2 separate regions of the Homo sapiens genome follow, and region 1 is linked to region 2. The links are chromatin loops, found by intact Hi-C in ENCODE. Cell type or tissue: gastrocnemius medialis. All regions are shown on one strand. Links, peaks and the distances in the headings refer to the core of each region. The heading gives the core; the rest is flanking DNA.

What was found. Peaks named below come from ENCODE experiments on the same cell type or tissue, not always from the same donor. Only the 100,000 strongest peaks of a DNase experiment are listed, where the experiment ranks them.
Region 1: a loop joins it to region 2, with 9 times the contacts of the local background. A loop is called at or near these places in 4 of 110 quality-filtered maps.

What each region holds. Positions count from the first base shown.
Region 1 is chr7:142,707,954-142,718,065 of GRCh38, reverse strand. It overlaps TRB, the pseudogene TRBVB and TRBV27. Among named protein-coding and RNA genes, the nearest start is that of PRSS1, 36 kb to the left of the region's middle. In gastrocnemius medialis, for the core only: a CTCF peak has its summit at 5,508 (motif pointing left); no DNase peak of the experiment used is centred there.
Region 2 is chr7:142,600,037-142,610,148 of GRCh38, reverse strand. It overlaps TRB and TRBV17. Among named protein-coding and RNA genes, the nearest start is that of MIR11400, 130 kb to the right of the region's middle. In gastrocnemius medialis, for the core only: CTCF peaks have their summits at 5,899 and 6,098; DNase peaks (open chromatin) are centred at 6,089 and 7,168; H3K4me3 peaks cover 378 bases; H3K27ac peaks cover 1,513 bases.

The sequences.
Region 1 (10,112 bases), core at 1,374-9,373, 110 kb before region 2:
GACGGAGTCTCATCCTGTCACCCAGGATGCAGTACAATGGTGCGATCTCGGCTCACTGCAACCTCCATCTCCTGGGTTCAAGCAATTCTCCTGCCTCAGCCTCCCAAGTGGCTGGGATTATAGGTGTGCACCATCATGCCTGACTAATTTTTTGTATCTTTAGTAGAGATGGGGTTTCACCATGTTGGCCAGGCTGGTCTCGAACTCCTGACCTCATGATCCACCCACCTCAGCCTCCCAAAGTGCTGGGATTACAGGCATGAGCAACTGCGCCAGGCCGGGGATGGACTTTTACAGACTAGGGCCCTCAAGAGTTCCATAAGTCTCAGTGCAAGGAGGTGGGAAAGGCTCCTAAGTGCTTCTGCGGTGGCAGTGGCTTCCTCTGGCAAGGGCAGGCTCAGGAAGGTAAGACCGTCTCTCCCCTTGTGGCAGTCTTTTCTGTTCAGAGAGGAAGTGGCTGTGCAGGGCTTCGGGTTAACGGCTGGCAGTGTCTATGAAGGGCTGGATGTCTGGAGGTTGCAAGAAATAGAACTTAAAGTATATATATATTAAAAAAAAGAAATGCTCAGTCTTATCTCAAGAGACACAGGTCTATTAGAGACTCTCTATTTGTTTGTACTCCAAGCACCAACTGAGAAATAGATTAGTTGGAGCTTCATTCCTGCCTCTTGTCTGGCTCAGCACATATTGGTCATAAAACATATTCTGGTTGTAATATAGAACTTTATATTCTGACTCTGAAACTTGATAAACTGAAATTTCAGTGACACCAGCATTCATGGACATTGTGGCTAAAAAGAGAGAACTTAGGAAATATACTGATGTGTAACCACCAGAAAAAGGCTTAATGTAGGGTCTAGCAAACCAAGTTCAAGGACGTCATACCTGCACCCATGACATGCCTATTCCAAAGAGGCAAAAAGCTATAGAACAGAGAAGTCAATGGCTGGTGAGTTCATGGTGGTGTCTCGGTGTTGGTGTTAGCTCTGTTCAGGCTGTTAGAAGAACACACAGCGGAGAAATAATCCAGTCAATGATTCAAGGCAATCGTCTTGGAGGAAGTGACTTCTAAATTGGTCTATGAAGGAGAATCTCCCCCATTCCTGGAGTCGCCCAGTCCAGACCTCTCTGTACATTTGCACCAGCAGTTTATCCACAGTGCTGCACAGCCAGCTGCAGTCTGCACAAAAAGAGCAGCTGGAAGAACAGATGAATACCAGAGAGAGAAATGGTATTCTGGGTAGAGTGACCATTGTAGATAAAGACCCAGGAGTGAGTCAGCAGTGGACATATTTGGGGATGTGCGAGAAATGGGATGTTTCTGGAGTAGATGCAGGCAGTTGTGGTAGTTGAAGGATAAGGGAAGTCAGTGTTAGAAAGGTGGGGGATATGCAAAGGTCACATCATGGAGGGGCTGAGAGACTTGCAAACTAACATAAACTTGAGACTTTAGCTAGTTAATAGAAATAAACCAAAGGGTTTTAAGCTTGAGGGAGTGGTTTTGGGTGGGAGCAGGTGCAGGCTTGCAGGTAGGGTGGCTACTTGGAAGGTGGCTAAAGTGATCCAGGTGAGATCAGTGAAATTAGAAAAGTTAGTAAAATTTGTGAGGAATTTAGTACTTAGAAAAATGCAGGATAGGGTAGTGGATTTGGTGTGGAAGGAGAAAGTCAGAGAGAGAGTGAAGATCAGTCTTGCATCTCTGGCTTGGGCATTTGGACCATCTGCTGAGAGGAAGAAAATAGGAGGTGCTGGGTTTCATAAATAACTCCAAACATGGTGTTCCTCCAAGTGACAAAACCTCCAGAATAAATAGGACCTGGAATACAGAACCAAATATTGTTGAGACCCATTAGATTGTAAATGGAGTCTTCAGTTTGGGCAACAGTTTAGTTGAATTTAAAGATTTAAGCTCCACAAGAAGAAAGGATGGGAGAGTGTACCCTGGCACTAGACCTAACTCAGTGAGCTTGTCCTGCCCAACTTTGAAACCTCATTGGTACAGCAGGTAGAGGATGGACCCCTGGTTCCACAGAGTGGCTGCATTGCAGAGTCCCTGAGGCTGGCGTGTGGGGAAGGGCTTCTGTGGGATGATGGAGGAAGTTTATCCTGTTGGTCGGTGAGGGGTCTCCTGAAGGAGGAGTCTCCTTGTTCTTGCAGCTACCCTCTGTTTTTGTGCAGAGAGCAGCTGGCTGTGCAACACTGTGGATAAACTGCTGGCACAGAAGTACAGAGAGGTCTGGTTGGGGCTGGGCGACTCCAGGATCAGGGGGAAATTCCTCTTCTCTTTTCGAGAGACTTTGTACCCTTCAGGAACATCTCCCTTATCAGTCACCTCAACATTCATTGAATAGTAGATCTGCCTTAAGCCCAGCCCTGGGTCTTGTCGATACCAGGACATATACTCATGGTTCATATTCTGAGAACAAGTCACTGTTAACTTCTTTCCAGTCACTGTGATGAGGTATCTTGGGTTCTGGGTCACTTGGGCTTCCAGGGGGCCTGTAAAGGAAGGGGACAGAGTTAGAGGCAGCGCTGAAGGGGATCTCCAATGCTTAAGCCTTTAGGAGATGCCTTGGGCTGAGGCCTACAAAATAAGGCCAAAAGTTGCCTATGTGTTCTGGGACTCACCTGCTCCTAGAAGGCAAAGGACCACATAGCCAAGGAGCTGGGGGCCCATGGCAGCATCAGGCAGGTGTCTGCCAGTTCTGGGGGCTCCAGGTGGTTTCTGTAACGTCTCCACCTCTTCAGCTATTTGGGCCTCAGAAACATTTTCAGGAGAGAAACCACTCCCACTTCAGCTCAGAGGGCTGAAGTGTACAAACGCAACACAGCCAACTCAGGCTGAGGACATTTGTAATCAATGTCATTTTCCTTAATCTGTGAGATTCCTTTCTTTATACATGTGCCACATTTTCTTATTAATACAGTCTTGTACAAACTGTCAAATATTTATGTATTTTGGATCTCAGGGTATAAAGTGGTGTAACACATTTGATTATCACTTAGAAGTGTGAGAACATAAAGCTTATAATATTGAAAGCTGCATTATCTTTTTTTTTTTTTTTGAGACAGAGTATCACTCTGTCACCCAGGCTGGAGTGCAGTGGCATGATCTTGGCTCACTGCAACCTCCGCTTCCCGGGTTTAAGCAATACTCCTGCCTCAGCCTCCCCAGTAGCTGGGATTACATGAAAGCTGCATTATCATATATTTTGAAGTCATTTCTACTCTGGCAGAAAAAATTTCAAGTATATCCCTGACTTCATTTATCCACTGGTATATATTTTTAGTCACTACATTTTAAAAGAGTCTAGGGTGTAAAATCTCAGATTCACATCATAGATTATTTTGCTAGTCTATTGCTGTTTAAAATCCAAGACACACAGCTTCTTTGCTCTTTAGCAAAATTGACTTAGTCATCATTGCTAGAGCTAGCAGCTGTTTCCACCAAAGATGGTATCTGGAGCATCTTTCTTCTTTTCCCCTTCTCTGTTCTTCTCCAGAAGAAGCTGGTGAAAGGCAGAGGCAACACCTGCTTCCTGCAGTAACCTCAGAGCCTTACCAGCCAGCTCTGCTTCCTGCCTGCTTTTGGTACGTGCTTTGCTTTCTTGCCACTCCACAGCTTGCTGTACATGGAAGGTATCTGTCCCTGGATATCGTGTTGTAGCCAGGCAGTGTTTGGGGCCAGGAGTGTCAAGCTTCTCTTAGATCTTCCAGCAGCTGCTGGTACTGCTCTCTTTTCTGCCTGAATATGTTCTTCCTACATTGAGGTGACTTTCCTAGGATTCCCCAGAATGCCTTCCTCCTCGAACACCTTTGAACTTTTCTTAATTTTTAAAATTAAGGTATAGTTGATGAATAAAAATTGCATATATTTACAGTGCTCATTGTGATTTTTGACACATGTATACCTTTGAATCCTTCTTGTACTTTGTAGGAACGAATGTATTCCTGGATGGTGGAATAGAAGGAGGCTACCCCTTTCTTCCCAAAAGCTTCCTACCACAAGTAGAGCCTCACAGAGCCCGTCATTGTTTTTGCCAAATCATTATCATCTCCAGACAAGAAGGAGCCCCCTTCCCGGTTTTCAGGCCTACTCTCAAACCTCAGAGATGAGTTCCTTGCCCCCAGACCCCTTCATGGTGAGAGGTGCAGCTCTAACAGTTTCCATTCCATGCATTGAGAAAGGAGTGATTGCTATCAGGACCTTAGCTCTGATCTAAGAGGAGTATTCTCTCTTTTTCTATTTCTTCACCACTGCTTTCTGGAAAAAAATGTAGGGAGAGAGCTTGGCTCTACTTCAGCCACAGGTGTTTGCATTTTCCTGGCAAATCCTCCATATCCTAGCTGTGAATTCGGGTGTTCTTAAGAGAGGGAAAACAACTTTCATTCTAAAAACCCACTGCAAGTAAATAATTTCATGTTACTTAGTAAACCTTGACATCCAAATAGCAAAATCTTTCAGAATTTACTCGCGTCCACATAGCTCACTATTAGTGGATATTGGATTTCCCAACATTCCGTGGTGTTTCAAAGTTGAACAGGTACATAATTACACTTCAGAGTATTATAATTTTTCCCAATGTCTTTTCATATTAGATTAATTCAAGATTTAGGAGGTAGCTAATTCTATATTCTGTCCCTCTACCAGCTAATTCACTCTCCTCAGCAATGTGGTTTCTCCTTCTGTGTTCCTTTGACTATGAGGCTATTCTGCTCTCGTTTCCTTTTCTACCTCAACCAAGGTACTAAAATGATGCTGTTAGCCTGAGGCTCCAATAGCCTTACAGTAGGAGCCAGTTGTTTTACTTTCCCACCCTTCCTCCCTACAACCTTCCCTCTGATCTTTTCTACCCAATTCCACCATATTTAGGAATTCTAGAAACTTATTCTATTCCATTTCCCTAATGTAGGGCAGACTCCTATGTCCCTAACAGCGGGAATGGAAAGTAAACAGAACCCTCTAGACGGCCGGGCACTCTGAAACATCTCCTTCATCTTTGCATTTTGATGAAAAAGCATTTCATTCTACGCCATGCCATCCCTTCCTCTCCTTCATACTTTTTCGGTCTTTGCTCTCTTCCTTCTCTTTTTAGGGACTGCTCATCCACCCAACCGGGGCAACAGTATCCCGATAAAAGCAATTAAGCTAACACCTACTAAACTGATGAACCATTTCCTAAAAACCCCTGTAAGAGAACCTACGCCTTGTCCCTTTAAATATAAAGCAACCTTTTTTTGTTTTTTTCTATGTGATTTTGAGCCCAGGAATAGACTGCAGAATTCTCACCTCACTTCAAATTCTATTTCACTTACGCTCAGGCCATTTTAGTTCTGAGAGTCACTCCAGTTTATGTATTTTCTTGTACTATATGATTAGCTTTTGAAAGACCCCAATGAGACATATTTATATATCAAGTTTTTAAAATTGATAATACAGTATTCAATTTTATCAAACTTTCCCTCCCACCATTATCTGAATTTTAATGTTTATATTACAGGAATATGTTAGTGCCCTCTAGTGGAACATCGGAGTGGTGGGCTGAATGGTTCCTTAAAGATGTCCAGGTGCTAATAATCCCTGCAACCCGTAACAGCTGTGGATGTTCAGTTAGATGGCAAATGGGAATTAAAGCTGCAGGTGCAATTAGGGCTGCTAATCAGCCGACCTTGAGATAGGAAGCAGTTCGTGGATTACCCAGGTGGGTCCAATGTAATCACGCAGGTCCTTAAACGTGGAGAGCCTTTCCCGGCAGTGTTTAGAGGGAGCTGTGAGTACGCAAGTAGGGTCAGAGCAACAGAACGTGCTGCCTTTGAAGATAGAGGAAAACAACCCATAAGGTAAGAAAATCGATTCTCCCCTGGAGCCTTCAGAAAGGAACCCAGATCTGCCGACACCTTGATTTTGGCTGGGTGATACCTATGTTGGTTTCTGAACTACGGAACTGTAAGGTGATACATTTGCATTGTTTTAAGCCACTAAATGGGTGGCAATTTGTATAGTAGCAACAGAAAACTAATACAACCACCAAGACCAAAAATGTGTGGTCAAATGTGTAAGAGGGCAATTAGGATGAAAACAGTAAAGGAACGAGTAAGATCGGAGTGCAGGGTGTCTGGGGCATCTTGAGTGTGTGTGGCGGCTCATAGGTTAGGTCGCTTCACCCCTGGGGTTTGTCATATCCGCTCAGAGAGGATGTGGCTGCACTGATAGGCTGCTGCTGCAGAGGGTCTCAGAGTCTGGTTAGTGCTGGACGATTTAAGGGTTGGGAAAGATGATTATTTTTTCCCTTTTTTCTTTTTGGTTGGAATGACTATGCTGACTCAGGGCATCTTTTTCAAAGCTGCCAACTTCAGAAGAATAATTAATAGATTAAATTTATCCCCAGCCCTGGATCTTATGGATTCCAGAACGTTTGGTCTGGTTGATAGTCTGAAAACATTCCGATACAACTTTCCTGCCTCATCTCAGGGTCTGTGTTACTTTGACATTCATGAGCCTTTAAAAGAAGGATGCAGAAAAGTGACTACATAGCCCACCAGGAAACTCATGTGAAAGCCACGAGGAAGAGCCTGTTCCCAGAGCCTGGACACACCAGGATGGTGATTATCCCATGTGCGTTCTGAGAATACCTGCCCCTGTGAGCCACAGGCCACACACAGATGAGTGTCCCAGCAGCTTCTCTCCAGATTAGGTCATTTCCTCACAGAGCCTTACCAAGATATGCACTTTTAGACCAACTTAGTTCTAGAAGAAATGGTTTTTTTCTGTTCTAAATATATTCTAACAGTTTTGTTCTCCAAAATACATCTTTTAAAATTTGTTGAGTTGGTTTCTTCTGAGGCCTCTCTCCTTGGCTTGTAGATAACAATTTTTTTTTTTCTATACCTTCTTTCTGGTCTTCCCTCTTTGCATGTCTGTGTCCTAACCTCCTGATAAGGACACCAGTCATATTGAATTAGGGCCCACCCTAATGACCTAATTTTAACTTAATTATCGATGTAAAGACCCCATCTCCAAATATAGTCAGTCACATTATGGGGCACTGGGACTTAGGACATCAACATATGAAATGAAGAAGGTAGCACAACTCAGTCCATAACAATGGAAATAATAAAAGTACTTACCTTACATATTTGTTGTGGCAATTAAATGAGTTGCCATGAATAAAGAGGTTAAAGGATTGCCATGCATACAGCTATTCAAAATATTTTCTCCACTGCTGCTTTTATCACAATACTTTCTTAAGTCAGTGCCAGTCTCTGTGTTAAACTACTCACATATTGTTTCATTCAACCCTCACCCCACTTCTGAGAGGCTTATATTATTTACTTCATTTTATAGATGTGAAAACTGAGGGCTTAGAGGGCTTAAGTCACTTTCTAAAGCTACTAAGTGCCAGAAACTGTCTGACTGCAAATCCTGCACTCTCAACCATGATGTGTAAATATTTCCATTTCTCTACATGCTTTATGGTAAATGTGATGGTGAACTTACTGCTTGACAATTTGACTTTTCAATTTCTTTTAGGAATTATTTTCCAATCACTCCAGTTTCTACACCTAAAACAGAATTAATACACTTTCCTTTGCCTGTGTTGTCTCTTGGTGTCATCTCCAAGTTACTGGTGGAAGGTATCTTGAGTTATCAGCAGTGAATCCCTGCTGGTCTGCAGCAACCTCAGTTCTTGCCTCCTCAGAAGAAAATTCCACTGAGGGTCATAGAGCAGAAAAAGAGACCAAGACAAGTTTTAGAGCAGGAGTAGAAGCTTATTAAAAAGGCTTTAGAACAGGAAAGAAAAGAAAGAACACTTGGAAGAGATCCAAGCAGGTGACTTGAAGAGCAAGTGTGGCATTTAACCTTGATCCTGGGGCTTCATAGGCGGCCATCTTGTGCCCCTTTCTCATTATTCTCCCCTTAGGATAGGCTGCCCGAATGCACAGTGCCCTCCTTACACTTCGGAAGTGAGCATGCGCAGTGTGTTTAGGAAGTTGTATGCATGCCCATCTGACGCTTTCTTCCTGTTTCTGTTGGAGTGTCCCTGGAAGGTCGTACTCCACCCTTTTGTCTCTCAATGCACATACCTGGGTTCACCTGCCCAATACCTGAGATTTTATTGGAAACCTTCTTTGCTTCTCCTTGGTGCCTGCATTCAATTGACACTTTAATGTTAACAGCTGTGGATCAGCAAGAGATTGTACCTCCCTATCTCAGGCTGCTGAATTATGCATTATTATTAGAGAGGCAACGTTATAATCTCTGAATCAATACCAGATTGTCTGACATTCTGGGCGGTGGGGGGAAGGGAGCCCTCTCCTGCCCCACTCATGCCTAACTAACTACCTGTAACATCCAGGCGCCCCATGCTGCCTCCCCACATTCCTTGCAGGCTCAGGGTGAACTTCCCAAGCAGGATTGGCTTTGTTTACATGCTATGATTTCCATTATCAATGGCAGGAATCTGTTACCTTCCTTTTTCTACCCTTCTTTAGTTTTGCTTTTAGATTATTATTACAGCAATTTTAGTCAAACTGAATGTGTACTTGTATCCAGGTTGGCATCTTAAATTGAAACAAATATCATTCTATATGTGTTCACTTTCTAAACATTCATGTTTTATGTATAGATTTTTGTGAATGGTACATGGTTTTAACTGTTTAGACACTCCTACAGAAACAAACATAGGATATAATTCTCTTGAGGGGCAACGTGCTAATTTCTTGTGCAAAATGGGTTTCCATTTTTATGCTTCCATTGTGTGGGAGGGAAGCTGGACAGTGAGTGAGCTTCCTCTCTGAAATTTCTGATGACAAGAACGGTTTCTACTCTCCTGCTGTTCAGAGGGTCACGTTCTGTGTTTTTTGTCATAACCTCCTTACCTTCCTCGGTGGCAGCACTTTCATGACTGGGTGCTGCTTAGCAGGGTCCATACACATTATGCTGACAGGACAAAGGAAGGAATTATTCCCAAGATGAGTAGTCTCCCTGAAGATTGAAACAGCTGTAGTGCTCCCTGCTGGAACATTCTGATCCTAAACCTGTAGAGATGAGGAATTTGTAGAAATGGAACCTGCCAAGAACAGAAACTGGCAGAATCTGTCACAAGAAAAAGTCCCAATCAGACTTCAAGAGAGGGTTCTTGGATCTTGTGCAAGAAAGAATTCATGGGGAGTCTGAGTAAAGTGAAAGCAAGTTTATTAAGAAAGAGGAATAAGAGAATGGCTACTCCAAAGACAGAGCAGCCCTGAGGGCTGCTGGTTGCCTATTTTTATGGTTATTTCTTGATTATATGCTAAGCAAGGGGTGCATTATTTAAGCCTCCCCTTTTTAGGCCATATGGGGTTATATCCTGATGTTACTATGGCATTTGTAAACTATTATGGTGCTGGTGGGAGTGTAGCAGTGAGGACGACCAGCAGTCACTCCCATGGCCATATTGGTTTTGGTGGGTTTTAGCCGGCTTCTTTCTGCAACCTGTTTTATCAGCAAGGTTTTAAGGACCTGTATCTTGTGCTGACCTCCTATCTCATCCTGTGACTTAGAATGCCTTAACTGTCTGAGGATGCAGCCCAGTAGGTTTCAGCCTTATTTTACTCAGCTCCTATTCAGGATGAAGTTGCTCTAGTTCATATGTCTTAGACATTTCCTCCTTCCCTTTTATAAGAGAACCCTTAATCCTAAGGTTGTAGAAGGACAAAGATTCATCTTCTGTAACTTCTTCAGGCTGAATAGGGGCAATGATATTTCTGCCTGACTATTATGGTCTCTTGTGTTCAGGGTAAAGAGGAGCTCAGTCAGAAAGCTTCAGTATGATGAAGGCCATTCAGAACTCTTGAGTCCTGACGAAAGGTGATATCTGAAAGATTAATAAGTATTCGGTTTAAGAAAACATTTAGTAAGCTTAGTCTGCATTCCTACACAAAGAGTAAAACAGCAATATAACAAAATAAGCAAAAGTATCCCAAGTAAACTAAATTAGAAGGCTCTTCATGAACTGGGAAACTACTGGAACCAAGCTGACATGAGGTGGCTAGGCAATTCCAGTACATGCCCAGAATTAGAATGAAATCCAGATTTTTACATTACCAAAATGCCTTGTTTTTTCAGAGTA
Region 2 (10,112 bases), core at 1,285-9,284:
GAGTGAGGTCACTGGTCATAGAATGAGCAGATAGTGAGTTTGTTTTGATTATAAGGATAGATATGAGGATATCTCAAATGTGCCACAATTTCAGAATGACCCCATTTGAATTTGTATGTCTTCTTTATTGAATATTCTCTTTCATCTGTGTTCCCTGGATTTGTTGGCCATATTTTTATTCTTGAAATCCAAGGGTCACCTTAATCCCTCTGATCTCCCTCACTTTTTACAGCAGACAGTGTTAAAATTTTGTTCATTCTGTATCCCAAGGGTTTATTCTCCTCTTTCAAATTCTGTTCCTGTTGTTTCAGTTCAAAGCCTCATAATTTCTTGTCTAGGCTATTCCAATAGTTAACTTTTTCTTTAAGAAATTTATTTTATTGTTTGTGCTATGAGACTTACCCTGCTAACACATTTTTAAGTGTATAATACAGTATTGTTAGCTATAGGTTAAATGTGCTAGCTTTTTTCTTTCCCATTTTAACATCCCTCCATTTAGTTGCTTTTGACAACTTTGTCTAATATATAGATGACTTAATTATTTTCTGGCTCAATAATATGAAAAGATCATTTTTGAAATCAAAAGAAAATTTAAAATCTTTGGATTCTCTATGGCTTAATTTTAAGCTACTTTTCTTGACTTCACCCCTAATGATATTACACTGTGCTCCGGTTTTGCTGAGCCCATGTGTGCCTTCCCACTTCAGTGACTGTCCTGCTCCCCACTCTGCCTAAACCTTCATTTTCTAATTCCAATATCATTGGAAGAATCATTCAAAGTTGCTTTAAAACATTCTTTTCTGCCAATATTCTTGGTTTTCACCTCTAACTCTGAGCAAATGGAGCACTTTCTTTATGTCTATCTTATGGGATTTCCCTCAGCCTCTACCACTTCTGTTTAAGTGTATGTGCATGTGTGTGTGTATGTGTGTGTGTATCTGTCTGTCTTTCTTCCCACTAAATGGTATGTTCCTAGAAGGGAAAGTCTTATTCTTCTTTGTGTTGTTAATAACATTTATCATAGTCCCTGATGTGGAGGAGCTATTATTTAATAACTCTCTAAATTAATTAAATTTCCTATTAGTCAAGATTGAGTTTATCCTCCCTAAAATTTCTAAGCAAGTTAACCACAAAAAATACAAATCATTTTTCTCTCTTTCCTGCTTCATCATTCTTCCTTTAGCTGAGAAGTTACTTGAGTGCTTATAATATAATTGCACGGGTCTGGGGCTACTGGGTCTTCTCAAGAGCTCTAAGATTGATATGTACACCTGTTCTACTAGATAACTGAAGCCAGGATAATTTCCTATTGCAACCAGGTGATTGCATCACTCTGAGTAGCTGGTATTGTAGGGGTAACTTGCAGAGTCATTTTAGGCAGCAGATATTTTGCTGTGAATAAATGTATTAGCCTCAGGCAGACTGACTACAAATCCTTGGAAATTACTTTTTCTGATTAATCATTTTACTCTAAGCAGCTATAAGCAAGCTGTGGCCCCATCTCTAGATTTATCAATACCACAATATGAGACATTCCTCAATGTCTTCCCAAACTTGTCTCATTCTCAACTTCTGATTGGATATTGTCGTTTCTAGGTGACTGAAAGTGAAAAAAAGACAGGAACTGAGGAAAGGGCAAAAGAGCGAGCCTAATGATGCAGCCATCAGTGAAAAACTGCAAGCCAGGTCCCAGAACACCTGAAACTGGAATGCCCCACCTGCTCCCAGTAGAAAAGGCCACTAACAAAGAATCTGGGGCCTAGGGCAGGACCAGTAGGTATGTCCTATAAATAAGGGAGAGAGCTTATGTCTGTCTCTCTGTGGTTTCTCCACCCCAACCCAAATAGCCTGGCACATCACAGTCCCTACATTAGCTCCTCCCTGTCAAGAAACCCCACCTCCTGTGCAGCCTAAGTCAGATGTCAGAAATAGTCAGGCCGGGCGTGGTGGCTCACGCCTGTAATCCCAGCACTTTGGGAGGCCGAGGTGGGCGGATCACGAGGTCAGGAGATGGAGACCATCCTGGTTACCACGGTGAAACCCGGTCTCTACTAAAAGTACATAAAATTAGCCGGGCATGGTAGTGGGCGCCTGTAGTCCCAGCTACTCGGGAGGCTGAGGCAGGAGAATGGCGTAAACCCGGGAGGCAGAGCTTGCAGTGAGCCGAGATCGTGCCACTGCACTCCATCCAGCCTGGGAGACAGAGCGACACTCTGTCTCAAAAGAAAAGAAAAGAAAAGAAATAGTCAAAACAGCCTCTCCACTAAATCCTAAGTATCTGAAGCTAGGTCTTAAGCATTGGCACTTTGTGTCTACTCATCATCAATCAAAATATCTATGGCAGGTCACCATGGCAACTGTTCAATCTCATGCCAACCTTCCCAAGTGTCAAAATTTCTGCTTAGCCACAAGCAATGACACTAGCATTTGCCTACAGTATTGACAAGTTTGGTGGCCACTGTATAGCAAGAAGACATAATGTGCTGTGTTCAGACCTCTGGGAACTGTTCTTATTCTTGTCTTTCTCCACATAATTTGTAGTTTGTCTTCCCGCAGTATTTCTGTACCTTTCAGCTTCCTATTTTCAACTTCCATTAGTCATCCTTTAGCTGTCGTGCCCCTGGGCTTTTTCTCTCTGCTTGTTCTAGTTCCTTTCTCATTCTTTAAAAAAAAAAAAAAAAGTATATATATGTATACACACACACACACACACACATTTTTTTAAATTTTTGTTGTTGTTGTTGTTGTTGTTGTTTTTGAGAGGGAGTCTCACTCTGTCGCCCAGGCTGGAGTGCAGTAGCATGATCCTCAGCTCACTGCAAGCTCCGCCTCCTGGGTTAATGCCATTCTCCTGCCTCAGCCTCCCGAGTAGCTGGGACTACCGGCGCCCGCCGCTACGCCCGACTAATTTTTTGTATTTTTCAGTAGAGATGGGGTTTCACCATGTTAGCCAGGATGGTCTTGATTTCCCGCCTCGTGATCCGCCCGCCTCAGCCTCCCAAAGTGCTGGGATTACAGGCGTGAGCCACCGCACCCAGCCTTAAAATATATATATATTTTAATTTTTATTCTTTTTTGAAAATTTCTTATTTTTTTTTTAAATTTTTAGAGACAGGGTCTCATTCTGTTACCCAGGCTGGAGTTCGGTGGCATGACCATATCTCACTGCAGCCTCGAACTCCTGGGATCAAGCAACCCTCCTGCCTCAGTTTCCCGAGTAGCTAGAACTATAGGTGTCAGCCAGTGCACCCAGCCCTTTGCCATTCTTAATTCAACATGATGATAGTAGAGCAAATCGAATTAAATAAAATCCCTGATTACAAAAGCCAGCTCTACAATTGGCTTAGTGTTCATCCTGCACTTACCCTCCTTAAACTTCAATTTCTTTGTTAGTAAAACAGGGATAAATAACATAATTTTGGGTTGCTGGTATGGATGAAATGAAATACCATATGTGAAATATCTAGCATGGTACTTCACGTATAGCAATATCCTGCCTAGTTTTTTCTCCCTCTTAAAGCCCATACCACCTCTAATGAATATTATAATATGTTCTTCTAGGAGATTATTGAGCTGATTTAACATAACTGTTGTGATGATACACTACGTTTGCTTAGAAAGAAATTAAGGTCATTCTTGTAATTTTACTAGAAAAAAGTTATTGCTTCATTTCCAATCTTTGCCATGAAACATACAGTTGTGAGACATTGGACCAATTATTACTCTTTCTGAGCCTATAAAATTGGGGATAATAACACCTACACGAATAGTTCTCTTATTCACAATTAAGGGAACAAGTCCCATGTAGCATATGGTCACAGTATCAGCATATGTTGACCACATATGGTAATTTTGACATTTATGCTGATATTGTCTGGCACGGCTGGGTTGACTGAAGCAGAATGACATCTCTGGACAGATCTCTTTCCTCTTGGATGGAACAAGCAAGAGAAATGCACACTCGTTGTTTGTAGTAGATTTGGAAGGTATCGCACAGTATCTGGGGGTAATGACAGAATAACCAGTCATGGAGTTGCTTCTGTCAGTGGTCCAGTAAGAGCCAAACCGTGAAACTCAACAAAAAGCTGAAGCACAGCAATCCTAAATAATAACACCTCATAATATTAGGCCAAACCTATGTATATTAGCGTTTGAGTTTTAGGCACCACACTAGGGATTTTCATGAATTATCTTATTTAACCCAATACTATCAGGTAGGTATTATTATTATTATTATTATTATTATTATTATTGAGACAGAGTTTCACTCTTGTCATCCAGGATGGAGTGTAATGGTGCAATCTTGGCTCACCACAACCTCCGCTTCCCGAGTTCAAGAGATTCTCCTGTCTTAGCCTCCTGAGTAGCTGGGATTACAGGTATGTGCCACCACGCCCAGCTAATTTTGTATTTTTAGTCGAGACAGGGTTTCTCCATGTTGGTCAGGCTGGTCTCGAACTCCCAACCTGGGATGATCCACCCACCTCGGCCTCCCAAAATGCTGGGATTTACAGGCATGAGCCACTGTGCTCAGCCTCAGGTAGGTACTATTATCTTCATTTTAGAGGTGAGGAAGTGAGGCATAGAGAGGTTCACAGTCTTGCTCACGTTCACATAGCATTTGAGCAGAGGAGCCAGAATTGTGGTCTGCATTGTTTGATTCCAGAGCCTACACTTTTAACTATCACCTTCTAGTGACCCATGGCAGGCAGCATCACATACCTGGGTGGGCAGTGGACATTTGAACGTCTTCTTGCGGCATCCAGGATGAGACTTAACGCTGTGAACACAGATAGTTCCTTTGAGAGAAAGGTATTTCTTTAATCATGAGTAAGTAGGGGTCAAAGACTATACCTATCAGACAGAAGTCACATTGTCCAAGACATTAGGTGGAAGATCACTAATCTTGTTATATATTACGCATGTTGAAGGGACATTTTTATTACGTATGGAAAATATATAACTTTTTTATTATTTATGAAAATATATGTGAAACATATAAAACATGCCAAGGTGGACATGAAAGATGTTTCTATAATTCTGAGGATTTCCAAGGCAGTCAATAAAGATGCCTTCATTAAGGGAGTTATCACTGAATAGGGAAATATTTTAAGAGACCAAACAGAAGGCACAGGTTGGGAAAGAATCAAGTAAGAGAGACAGGAAGAAAATTTGGTTCAAATGATGGGCACTGGCGGAAGGGGAGAGAGAAAGGGGCTGGCCTTGTTATGAAAGCCCATCTGGGAAGAGCAGGAGCTCAAAAGCTCAGAGAACCTGGAAACATATAATTAAAGCATGAAAATAAAACAACAAATTACTCAGTAAACTGTAGAGTGTTAAATGAACATGAGGTATTTTTACAGCCAATGACATTGTTGGCAGGGTGCGCAGGAGACTAGAGAGAAGAGGGTGGATTTCTCCGGAAGGCCAATAAATGTATAACAATTCTTTTATCCTATTTCACTTTTATTACTTATTTTACCCCGTTGTCACTGGCATGTGGTGACATTTATGTATTAGTAGATGAATGAGGGAAAGTCAATGTCGCTTGGTTTTCTTCACAGAGAAAATAGGTCTGGAAATATCCTGGTAGGTTTATTAGCAGGTAGGAATTGGGAAACGTTGGAACACATTGAGAGGCAGTGGGTGCTGGGCAGACAGTGACAGAAGCACTACGAAGACCAAGCTGAGTTTTTAAGTTGAGGCTTCATACACCATATATCGCTAATACAAACTGTAAGTAGGGCTGAGATATATTTAAATAGTAAAATGACAAAAAGCAGACCAATGCTATAGCTTCGTGTTTATTTATTCTATAATTTAAAAAATCTATTTCATTAAACCGAAACAAAGAAATGAAGGTACTGCAACATTAATAAACAATTTACTTTCAACAGAGATGCTATCATTTGTGTCATTATCTACAATGACCGTATAGTTTAATGTTCAAATTGAGACACTTTTGTATGTGAAAGAGGATACTATTAATTATGACAGGACAACAAGACTAAACCGTGATTGCGTGGTAAATCATGACTGCGCGGTAAATAAATCATGAGGTCCCCTCCCCAGACTTTCTAACACGTTCCTTTACTGCCATCTAGCAGCAGTGGAGGGGATTGCAGGAAATGTATAATACTTTCACAAACCACATTTCAAATTAGCTTCAAAGTTATGGTATATAGGGGTGATCTATAATGTTCCTTGCAATCAGATAGTCTCTGGATCTGTGTTATCTGCATATGTAATTATGTTCATATTTTCCAGCTTGTAGTGATGTCTTCCATCGCAACCCTGATTGTCACATGTGTAAAATAGCTGTAGATAGATAAATAGATAAATATTATAAATACATATATTTATATATTATTTATATATAATAATATATAAACACATATATTTATATATTATTTATATATAATAATATATAAACACATATATTTATATATTATTTATATATAATAATATATAAACACATATATTTATATATTAATACTTATATATAAATATATATAAGTATTTGTATTTATATATAAATATATATTTATATATATATTTATATATAAATATATATTTATATATATATTTATATATAAATATATATTTATATATATATTTATATATAAATGTATAAAATACATTTATATATAAGTATTTATATATACTTATATAGAAAATGTATTTTTTATATTTGTATTAAAATTTACATAAAATATATTTGCATATATTTATATATCTCTTATGTGATATAAGTATATCAATAAATATATATTATTGATATAAATTTATATAAAATGTTATAAATTTTATGTTTTTATTAAATATAAATATATTTATGTTAAATGTATACATAAATATTCTAATATTTGTATAAATAAATAAATAGCAAGTCAAATAATCATATTTGTATCAGATCTTAGAGACTAAGTGGAGCAAGTCTCTAATTTTGAAGAGGAGGACACTGAGTCCCAGAGAAGTAAGAGCATTTGCCAAGATTTCACAGCTGAAGGGGAGTAAACAAAACCAGTTTTGGGATTAGAAAGCAATTTTTCTGACTCTAATTCCAGTGTCTGTGAGTCTAGGGCCTGCAAGAGAGAGAGAGGAACAGATGAGTGTTTGAAGTAACAGAATAAAACGTCGCGCTCCCCTGGGCAGCTGTGTGAGGAACTGAATGTGCTAGGACAGTCCCCGAGTGGGGATTTTAGTCAGTGTTTCTCTGGCATCCATCCCCTAAGAGGGTCGTGTTGCCGTCTGCCTTGCGGTTTGGTTTAGTCACTGACCTCCAGGGAAAGTTGGTCTTATTGAAGAGATGGATCTGCAGTAGTCAACAGGCTGTTCCATAAATGTACATGTCATTGCCTCTGCTGGGGTACGTTGGTGGGGGAAGAGTTTGCAGGAGAACTGTGTTTGAGATAAAATCAGTAGGAATGTTTTTGTGTTTTGGTAAGTAATATCAACCTCAGATAGCTGGTCTCTGAACTTGGAAATTGGTCTGGGGCCCTTCCTTCTAAACATGTGGATTCCTCCTGATCCACAGAATGTCTCATTTTGTATTTGGGTAGTTTCAGGAGCCCATTGTCCAGTGTGCCCATCATGACCATTTAAGACCTTAATTCATGGTCTTGTACTCTCCCGGTAGCAGCTGCAGCCACAACAATCAACTCGCTTCTTTCTTCTGGGGTAGGAAGATAAGGAAGAGGCTTTTTCAAATGTTTTCTTGGAGTTCAACTGGGAGAAGAGCAGCCAGAGGGTTTGCACCCTGGAGGGAACTGACTCAGCCATGCAGTGCCACCGCTACTGTAGAGATACACGGCTGAGTCCCTCGGCTCTGCGGGATGGATCTTCAGTGTGGAAGACGTTCCGTTAGGTCTTTCAGCTGTGAATCGTTCCTTGGGCATCCCTGAATCAACTGCAATGTTTTGGTACTGGAAGGAAATCAGCAACTTCATTTCTTGCCTCAGATTCTGTCGGTACCAGTGAACAAACATGTGACCAGAAGATGGATCGCACCTCAGAATCACCTCCTGTCCCATGTTGGTGACCTTGTGTCTGGGGGTCTGGCTGACTCCAGGCTCCGAGTGTCCTGTGGAAGAAGACGGAAGCCATAGAAGGTGAAGGGAAGCCCAAAGAAAACATCTTTTTTTTTTGAGATAGGGTCTCTCTGTGTTGCCCAGGCTGGAGTGAAATGTCGTGATCTCTGCTCACTGCAGCCTCTACCTCCCAGATTCAAGTGATCCTCCCACCTCAGCCTCCCAAGTAGCTGGGACTACAGGAGCACACTACCACGCCTGGCTAATTTTTGTATTTTTTGGTAGAGAAGGTGTTTCACCACGTTGACCAGGCTGGTCTCGAACTCTTGACCTCTGGTGATCTACTCACCTCAACCTCCCAAAAAGGTGGGATTACGGCTGTGAGCCACCACGCCCAGCCAAAAACATCTTTATGCAAATGTTTAAGTATACCTGGACCCACCTGCCGCCAAGAGACACAGGGTCACCCAGCAGAGGAGCCAGATATCCATGGTGAGGTCAGGCAGTGCAAGACACTCCCAGCGATGGGTTCTGATGTGCAGTAGCAAAGAGCAGTGAAAGTTCTGGGTTCCCTTGGCCGCATGATGTAGGATCTGGCCATGACATCATGTCCCCAGCAACACCCACAACCTCAGGGCACCTTCCATAGGAGATGGGGATCCTTGGTTCAAATATTTGGCCTCATCCTTATTTTGCTACATGGACGATGTTAAACAAGGCTCCAATCCCACTTGCAGGTGCTTAGGAAAGTTGAAGATTAAGGAAAACATAAGAGGAAGTGGAAAAGGAAAGAGAAGAAAGTGAGAATAAAAAAATGAAGAACAAAATTTTAAAGCACTACAGAAGATTTGCGATGTTATTAATCTTACGAAGTCCTTGGGGCAGAACTTCAGCACTAACAGAAATACTCAGGAGCAATGATACGTATTCCTAAAGTCCACCAACAAGAAATTTCGACTCTGAAATTCTGAACCTGTCCTAGAATATACCTGTTTAACCCATGCCTCAGGTGACACTGAGAAAAGTTGTCTCAGACCACATTTCACAATTTTTTCTTTTCTTTTCTTTTTTTTTTTTTTTTGAGATGGAGTCTCTCTCCATTGCCCAGGCTGGAGCACAGTGGTGCAGTCTCAGCTCACTGCAACCTCCGCCTCCAAGTTTCAAGCGATTCTCCTGCCTCAGCCTCCTGAGTAGCTGGGATTACAGGCTCCCGCCACCATGCCTGGCTAATTTTCATATCCAAAATTTTTTCAGTAGAGATTTTTAAAAGGCTAAACAACAACAACAAAAAACTTTCCCATTAAACTAGAATATTACACTTTAAATAGAATGAGAAGAATTTTCCTGGGAAAAAGAATATTAAATGGATAGATTTAGTTTCTGGGAGCTGCATTGAAAACAAAAAGAATAGAGAGAAAATGAGAAACTAGTTGAAAATGATGTAAATGAAACTGAGCAAAAATTAATGCTCAGGACTTAGGGCATGGTCAGTATTGTCAAGAGCTTCAAAGAGATCAAGCAGGCAAAGAAACACACATGCGTCTTTTGGTCTGGGAAATACGTAATTTTAATCTTTAGGAGAACAGTTTTGGTAGAATGGAAATATTTCAAGAAAAAGCTGAAGATAGCATCTAGAGGAGTGACTTCCCTGTGACAAAAGCAAAGATGTAGACCACCAACAGCAAGACTGGGCTTGAGGGGGACCGAGAACAGAACGCTAAGGAACACTCACTTCTGGAGAGCGGGAAAAGGAACTTAAAATGAGAAGGTATAATATTAAATAGATCAGAAAAATGATAAAGTGAGAACTTCTGTTTCCAGGAGTCACAGTAAATTTTTTTCCCAAGAAAAGAAGTAACTTTGGACTTCTGGAAGTAAGACAACTGGGTTCAACTTATACTGAAATAAGAGCAGATGTAACTGGAGAGAATAAAGGAACTTCTCTCAAAGCGAATGCTAGGTGGTGACCAGATCTGTGAACAGAATGGATTATCAAATTTTAACAGAGTTATTTTGAATTCTATAACTGCTCAACATAAGTGTAGTCTCCTGCCTAGGTACAGTTGATACCATAATGCCTCA